Linked DNA regions of Homo sapiens: region 2 is linked to region 1. Evidence: chromatin loops called from intact Hi-C (ENCODE). Cell type or tissue: testis. All regions are shown on one strand. Each heading gives the region's core, and the rest is flanking DNA. Links, peaks and the distances in the headings are about the cores only.

Region 1 (4,393 bases), core at 260-4,259:
AGCACCTAAATGGATTATTTTTTGTATTAAAAATTTCATAATTCCCTTTCTCAGGGAAATCTGTAAAGATAAAATATTAAAGATAAAGATCTGTAAAGATAAAAAATATTAAATCCTACAGGCAAGCCTGAGGGCAGCACTAATGTGTTAATGGCTTAAAAAATGATTCCAATGTTTGCATGCCCTCAGGCCTGGGGCGTTTATTAGTGCAGGCCAAAGGGCTCTTGGGATTTCTTTTGCCTTGATGAGATACGGCAGAAACAACCTGGGGGTTTGAAGAGTGGGGCTGCAAAAAGGATTTCTGCAACTCCAATGCAAAATGATAGTCCATGTGTTCTGGCATATCCCATACCGGTACCAGGGAGCCACACTTCTCACAGGGCACTTGGTCCTCAGCAGCTAGAAGACTTGGATTTGGGGTTGCTTTCTGAGTCACCTCCAGCACAGATTTGGAAGCTGAAGAGGCGTGCATGCTTTGGCTGTTGTGGGCCAAATCCATCTCTGCAGGAGTTGCTTTAGAGGATTCTTCTAGCTTCGACACCCCTTCACAAACAGGGACACACCCTGGATACTCTGTTGGTAAAGAGTTTGGTAATGCTTTACAGTTGGACCATGGGTTTTGTTGGGGGGAAGAAACTGAAGAATTATTAAGCTGTTTCTGCTTTAGAAGCAGACTTTTCTGCTTAAAGAAGGGCTCAGTTCCTGTACTTTGACTGGTTTGAAAAGGTAATGAGGGCTTGGATGGTGAATTGCTCATGGGAGCCTGAGTGGGAGCAGTAAGAGATGAAAGCGAAGCTTCTTTAACTTTCTGCCTTTCTGCAGCTTTTTGGAAGAATGATTCCAGAGACGTGGTTGCTTTCTTAGTGGCTGTCACCGCTGGGCCACTTCCCTGGGTCTTAGCTTCTGAGCTGGTAACTGGCACCTTTGGCAGAGAACTTGGGTCACTGCTCAAGAAGCTGGTGATGTCTGTAGAAGATGAAGGGGCAGAGGCAGAAAATTTTGTAGCACAGAGGAAAAGCATTGTGAGAGGAGGAGACCTATACAGAAAGTAAAGAAATAAGATGATTAGCAATTTAGAAGATTAAAATAGTGACCTATTGCTAATTCCATGAATTGTATCTGTTTTATTTCACCATAGGACAGATTTAATCCATAGATGACTAGCATTCTGGTTCTGCCACAGAAATTATTCTTTACTGCAGTGGTTCTCAAACGTTAATGTGTATCAGAGATTAACAGACCTGGGATGACAGAGAATTTAATTTCCTAGGTGATGCTGATGTTATGTCTTGAGAACCACTAATTTAGCAACCACTCACCTCCCGACAGCTAGAGATTATTGTTTTTTATAAGGTACCACTGGAAAGCTGCTGTAATTCAGGGTTGGGGCAAGAAATTTTATTCAGGACAACAAAAAGCTTTAGAATATTTAGACTAGAAAGACTTGAAAAAATCCTCTTAGCCATTATCCTGTTTTTAAACAGGGCACTACCTAACCCTGACTGACTTACCACTCTGGAATTTCTAGAGAATGAAATTCCACAACTGCTTTTCGTTACTAGTCCCAATTTCAGAAACATTTTAAGAAATTCTTGTGATAGCCGGGAGCGGTGGCTCACACCTGTAATCCCAGCACTTTGGGAGGCTAAGGCGGGTGGGTCATGAGGTCAGGAGTATGAGACCAGCCTGACCAACATGGTGAAACCCCATCTCTACTAAAATACAAAAATTAGCTGGGTGTGGTGACACACGCCTGTAACCCAGCTACTTGGGAGGCTGAGGCAGAAGAATTGCTTGAACCCGGGAGGCAGAGGTTGCAGTGAGCGGAGATTGCGCCACTGCACTCCAGCCTGGGTGACAGAGCCAGACTCCCTCTCAAAAAAAAAAAAAAAAAAATCAGAAATTTTTGTCATAAAGTTCCTCATTGTGTCTAATCACTCAAATTTTCACATAAGCTGAATTTCAGAAGATGAAATATGCTTTTATGTACAGATTAGTCCTTCAATGAGGTAAAGGGTAAATGTCATTTTAAAGTTATTATTACACTATTGGCCGGGTGCAGTGGCTCACGCCTGTAATCCCAGCACTTTGGGAGGCCGAGGTGGGTGAAACACCTGAGGTCAGGAATTTGAGACCAGCCTGGCCAACATGGAGAAACCCTGTCTCTACTAAAAGTACAAAATTTAGCCGGGCGTGGTGGCGGGCACCTGTAATCCCAGCTACTCAGGAGGCTGAGGCAGGAGAATCGCTTGAACCCGGGAGGCAGAGGTTGCAGTGAGCCGAGATTGCGTCACTGCACTCCAGCCTAGACAACAAGAGCGAGATTCCGTCTCAAAAAAAAAAAAAAAAAGTATCCCAATATCCTCAGGTTTCATGCTTTGGGACAGTCTTATAATCAGATAATTTTGATGCTTCCCTGTGCATCACGGAGTTTCACACCGTTGGTGAGTAGTATTTGTTATAGTTTGTCAATTTATAACTTTTCAAATAAGGTTTCATGTGTACATTAGTACCACGGTTGTTATTTGGTTTTGTAAAACTTCAATATTTGAAAATAAATATATCAGGAAGTATTAAGTAAATTATTCTCAGAACAAAGACTTTATTTATTTATTTATTTATTTGTTGTTGTTGTTGTTGGAGACGGAATTTCGCTCTTGTTGCCCAGGCTGGAGTGCAATGGCGCAATCTCGGCTCACCGCAACCTCCACCTCCCAGGTTCAAGCAATTCTCCTGCCTCAGCCTCCCAAGTAGCTGGGATTATAGGCATCCACCACCATGCCTGGCTAATTTTTGTATTTTTAGTAGAGACAGGGTTTCACCATGTTGGCTGGGGTGCTCTTGAACTCCTGACCTCAGGTGATCTGCCTGCCTCGGCCTCCGAAAGTGCTGGGATTACAGCCGTGAGCCACCGCGCCCGGCCCTATGAACAAAGACTAGGAGACTCCACCATATTATAGGTCTGTACACATAATTATACTGCCAATATATTTAGATAAGTAATAAGCGATTAACTAAACTTTGATTTTATTTTGTATAATATTCAATATACATCTGTAAGTGAGCAACTGACTTACCTCTCTCTCATAATTATATTTCTATTGTGAATTTGGAATACTTTAAAAAAAGTAAGGGCTTTATTAAATATGCAATTAAAGGATTCCAATCCTGAAAATCATTAATATCTGGACAGAAAATGAAGATGCTCCAAAAAGAGGCTTATATTTCATGACCAACAGAAGTGAAGTTTACTAATGAATATGACATTTGGTATAATACCAGTGGAGCTTGTAACTGAGTTGGGATGTCAGATAGAGAATATCAGTGAACACAGGTCACCTTTATAATCAAGAAATATGCTTTTAAGATAGAACAATCAAGTAGTTTGAAGTTCCCAAATGTATCCTTGAAATTTGAGCTCTGTTCTCCAAGTGCAACTGGTCATTTCCCTGACCAAGCCAATACAGAGTAAGGGTCTAACCTCCTGGGAACTGGAATGTATCAGCTGTCGGCAAAGGATCTGTGCTGAGCTGTCTTGTTTCTGAGGTTGGTACTGTATTTTCTCCCAGAGTAACAGGTACTGGTAGTCTGAGTCAGAGTCTATCCCAGATGGAAGAGCTCAGATTCCTACTACTTGTAGAGCTAAGACAGAGATTCCTACTACTTGTAGAACTGAGACAGACCTCAGGTGATTCACCCACCTTGGCCTCCCAAAGTGCTGGGATTACAGGCGTGAGCCACTGCGCCCGGCCGATACTTTAATAATAACTTTAAAATGACATTTACCCTTTACCTCATTGAAGGACTAATCTGTACATAAAAGCATATTTCATCTTCTGAAATTCAGCTCATGTGAAAATTTGAGTGATTAGACACAATGAGGAACTTTATGATAAAAATTATGTCTTGTAGAGCTAAGACAGAGCTAAGAATCATCATCTATTCTGAGAAGATGAGCTAGAAAAGAACTCACCATTCTGTCTGGATTCCAGAAGTATTACAGTTCTTGATGACAGTAAATGCATCATGGCTCATCTTGTGAGCATCATAGCGGGTAAGGGCACAGCAGCGGCGCAGGCTGCTGAGGCGTTTGTCTCCTTGTACACGAATGCTCACAACCAGCTGGGTGGCTACCCTGTCATTCTGTGGGTGGAAAGGATGGAGACCAGAAATAAAGTTATGAGGAGCATCTGAATTCTAGGTACTGAACTGCAGGAGAGGAAATTAAAAGAACCAGGGTGACAATGGTTTGGAAACAGTAGTTTAAAAGTCAAGAATAAAGGTAAACTGAGTTCTGCAAAGAGTAAAGATAAAATATAAAAAAGAGAAAGAGGCCAGGCATGGTGGCTCACGCCTGTAATCCCAGCACCTTGGGAGGCTGAGACAGGTGGAT
Region 2 (4,393 bases), core at 292-4,291, 220 kb before region 1:
TTACCTGCAACCCAGTTTCCCCAACTGTGCAATGAAAGAGCTGGATACTGACTAAGACTTCTTCAGCTCTGATGTTTTATGTTCTTGACTCTGAGAAGCTGCTTTTTTGCCCATGTCTTCAGGCCAGAGTTTCTGGGATGCTGACCTTGAGCCTCAAACTAAGCTGCTCTGCGGTCCCAAGCTGGGTCTGGGGTGCTGTTGACCTCAGACTGGAAGCTGACCCTAAATGCCAGATTCCTCAATACACACACACACACACACATTTGTATATTACCATGCCTGTAACAAATTGTAAAGACTGACAATTTGCAAAGAAGGAGACCCAGCATTTAAACACACAGGCAGGTTCCCAGGGGAGAGGATCCTACACGAAGCCTCCCTGGCCTCAGCAATGCCAGGCTGAGGGTTTAGGGTCAGGTGGCTTCTGTCCTCTCCTTAGAGGAATGAGTATCAGGAAAGAGACTAGGGATTGCATGGAGCAAGAATGGGTTTACAGAGAATAAATCATGTTAAATTAACCTTCTTTTCTTCCCAACGGGGTCTGTGGTCTCTGAGGGACACCATGGAAATTGTGATTCCAGTGAGACTAAAAGGGACATAAGCACCTATTCATTCACTGGCATTTCCCATCTTGTGATTCTTCCAATCCATAGGGTGCCAACCTGGAAGAATGGAATGATCTTTAGTGGAGGAAGTTAGGTCTCAGGGAAAACCTCCCCACTGACATGAGACCCCAGGGACCTCGCAACGTCCTGACAGGTCGCCCTAAGCTGATGTGCAGACCCCACCCCACCCATCCACAGGCAAGGAGAAGCCGAGTGACTTTTCCAGGTACCTTTAAATTTGGAGATGACTTGGGTGGTTCCAGTCTCTCTCTGGCCAGTTGCCCACTGGTTAAATCAAATGAGGTCAGGTGCATAGATCCTTCCTCAACAGCTTGGCCTTAGAAAGTCCTTTGCTCCCCAATACAACACTGCATTCCCCACATCCCAACCAGACGCCGTGTACATAAAAGCATGTCCAAATTAGAACTATATTAAGATACAATGTTTCACCTATCAGATTGGCAAAAATCCAAAAACAAATTGATAGCGCCCTTTGTGGGCCAGGCTGTGGGGAAATAATCACCCTCATGCATTGTTGGTGAAAGTTTAATTGTTACAATCTCAGTGGAGAACAACTTGGCAAGAGGAACAATCCCAGGTCTGGGAATCGATGCTATAGATGTACCTACTACGTGCGAAATGACGCATGTACAAGATTATTGACTGCAGGATTGTTTGTAAAAGCTAAAGATGGAAATGACCTAACTCAAGGAAAGCCTGGTTTAATACATGACAGATCAGCCATACAATGGAATACTATGCAGCTGTAAAAAAAAAATCAGGATATTCTTTTTGTACCATTAGTGAACATCCTCCAAAGACATGGAATTAACTCAAGACAGTTACGGAGCCATGTGCAAAGTACACGACCTTCTATAGAGAAAAGGGAGACATAAAAATATATATTATTTTCTTCTTGTAAAAGTAGAAATTTAAAAAATTACACCTTCCCTCACAGAGGCAGAGTAAAAGACTCAAGAACCCCGGAAGGAACTTGCCCTGCCCACTTCTCCGGGTTTGAATGGGGTGCAAATGAGGTAATGGATGAAAGTCAAGAGCTCTAGACACTGTCAGGGCCAAGGGGAAGGCATAGCCTGACCCTCTCTGGAATTAATGCCGTCCCGAGGCCTCCACCTTCATTGGCTAGGGTTTTCTCAGTTGCAAGCTAACCTCAGGAAATGAGTTTAAGCATACTCCCCAATGAGCTCATTAGGGCCAGTTGTCCTGGCCAATGAGAAAAGTGCAGGGGTGGGACTTAATATGTAAATGGCGCATTGGGTCCGGTGAAAGCAAATTCCTCTTAGGTCCCCCTTCAAAGAAGAACAAGCCTGCACACTGTTCACACTGCAAGTGATGATTTGGTTTCAGCAAGAGACATCACACTAAAGTGTGTGCCCTCCATTTGAAATCAGTTTGTTGTTTTCTTTGTAATTAAACTGCAAATTGATCCTTCTTTTTGAGTTGTATGTAAGCTGAACATGAAAAGTGTTTTGTATCTTGGTTGCATGTTTGCAGAGATCTAAGTGAATCTAATATTAAGGTAACACTGGGGTCCCTCAGGATTCTTTTCCTTTAAGTGAGGTCCTAGACATTATTCATGGCTGAAATAAATCTATTTGAGTACAAGTTTCTAGAAAGCCCGGGAAGAGTCTTTTTTCTTTTTGAATCCTCTTGGGAATACAGTAGGTGCCTAGGAAATGTTTGCTGAAATAATTATCTAATTTAAGAAGGATTCTAGGAGGGAAGCTGGTGAGGTCCTGCCCCCTGCCCCATTGGCTGCAGCTGGCAAGGAGGCAGGGGCTTCATCAAGGGGTGGCAGATAGGGCAGTGCCCAGCTCCCAGGCTTGGCCTGCATCTCCCAGGCTTGGCCTGCATCTCCCAGGCACCTGCCTGAGTACACAACCTCTTCCCTCGTGGGGCCTCTGGTTTCCTGCCTGGGAACGGGGGTGGGAGCAGTGGCTGACCAAGGCAGACCACTGCCCATGTCGGGCGTGGTTTCCCGAGTTGATGGGAGCACGTTCCTGAGATAGGGGTGCGATGGCCGGAATGTAAGGGGCCAGAGGCAGTGATAGACTGCGCCAGTCCAAGAGCTGAGCAAATATTGACCCTCAGCAGGACAGCCTCTTGAAAACCCTCCACAGGATGCCTCTCGCTGTTCCCCTATCTCTAGCCACCCTCATGGTAGGGTGCCTCCAGCTGGATGGAGGTGGGGTAGGGGCTGCTGATGCTCCCTCTGAGGCCCAAGCCCAAAACCCAGGCCCAGAGACACTGGGCTGGGGACACCAGGGTGGCCTTGCTGCTCCTGCAGTAGGGTTCTAGGTGCTTCCAGGCCTAGGTCTCACTGTTCTCTGGGCTCTCCAGCCTGGGTGTGGGTGGCATCTGGAATAGGATGTGGACCTCCCTAGAGCCAGGCTGTCCTTAAAATGCCCCAAGGAGGCCCTTGTCTCAGTTCATTCATTAAAAAAGAAACCCACTACGAGCCATCAACAACTGCATAGCAATCAACTGCCCTCTTAATTACCAAAAATAATAATGATAAGTAACATTTATTAAGGGCTTTCTGGGGCGAGCACAGTGGCTCACACCTGTAATCCCAGCACTTTGGGAAGCTGAGACCAGAAGATCACTTGAGGCCAGGAGTTCAAGACCAGGCTGGGCAACATAGCAAGACTTCATCTCCGCTAAAAATTTTAAAAATTAACTGGGTGTGGTGGTGTGTACCTGTAGTCCCAGCTACTCAGGAGTCTAAGGCAGGAAGATTGCTTGAGCCCAGGAGATCGAAGCTGCAGTGAGCTATGATCACACCACTGTACTCCAGCCTGGGCAACAGAGCGAGACACTTGTCTCTAAAACAAAACAAAACAAAACAAAAAGCTTTCTGTGGGCTGAGCGCTGTACTAAATGCTTTACATGTATCACTCATTTAATCTTTACAACCACCTTAAGAAATAGATATCATTTTTATCCCTAGTTTACAGATGTGGAAATTGAGGCACAGGGAGAGCGAGAAATGCCAAACAGAGAAAAGTATCTCAAATCTATTGTGTCATTCTCTGTGATGTAGAAATGTGGAGATGGGAGGTCCTTTGAGAAGGCTGTGTGCTGGCTTCCCTTTACAGATGGAGAGACTAAGACCTCTGTGGGGGAATGACTTTTGCAAGATCACTCTGGGCTATAGAGCAAGGGTGCCGAGTCAAAGGTGCTGCTGACTGGCCCACATTCCTAAGGAGCTGACCAGCTGACCGCTGACCCTTGGGGTTGCCTGAGGTCTTATCTTGCAAGAATCCTAAATGCTTCGTTTTCTTTTCCTGCAGCCCTGCTACTCTGGGCAAACACCCCAGCCCCTCCTCCATCCCACTGGGTATCTGTCTCCTTTGCCACCTCACTCACTCTGACCTTGGCATTTTCCCACATCACCCCAGCAAATTGCTTTCTAGGTCCCATCATTGGGCCTTCTCCTGTGGTTTCTCCAGTATGTTTTGGAAAAACCTCTATGGGTCTCAGTTACCCCACTTGGCCAATGAGGGCATTGGACTGGATGACCCAAGATCCCTCCCTCTCTAACTCTCAGGTGCTGGGAATCACAGATTCTAGTCTGCACTCTGTCTAGCATGGCTGCTCTCTCCATCTGGTCCTTGCTCAGACCCTGCAGGCAGCTGGGGTCTCCCTGTCACCTTCGCAGCCAGGTTGGAAGGAGGTCAAGAATGGAGACAAGAAGACTGACGGGTGGGTGAGCTCAGAGGGGAGTATCCAAAAAGGGGTTCATTTCATTGCCACCTGTCTCCCAA

The links. A loop is a pair of places that touch in the nucleus more often than their neighbours do. Peaks named below come from ENCODE experiments on the same cell type or tissue, not always from the same donor. Only the 100,000 strongest peaks of a DNase experiment are listed, where the experiment ranks them.
Region 2: a loop joins it to region 1, with 7 times the contacts of the local background. A loop is called at or near these places in 1 of 110 quality-filtered maps.

The regions. Positions count from the first base shown.
Region 1 is chr6:43,610,304-43,614,696 of GRCh38, reverse strand. POLH (DNA polymerase eta) reads right to left here. Exons shown (of 11, transcript NM_006502.3): 10 at 3,974-4,143; 11 at 1-1,037. The coding sequence ends at 140. Among named protein-coding and RNA genes, the nearest start is that of GTPBP2, 17 kb to the left of the region's middle. RefSeq lists a silencer at 2,511-2,736. In testis, for the core only: no CTCF peak of the experiment used is centred there; no DNase peak of the experiment used is centred there.
Region 2 is chr6:43,826,343-43,830,735 of GRCh38, reverse strand. The region is part of intron 1 of LOC105375070 (a long non-coding RNA gene); the gene reads right to left. Among named protein-coding and RNA genes, the nearest start is that of LINC02537, 24 kb to the left of the region's middle. In testis, for the core only: no CTCF peak of the experiment used is centred there; a DNase peak (open chromatin) is centred at 1,845.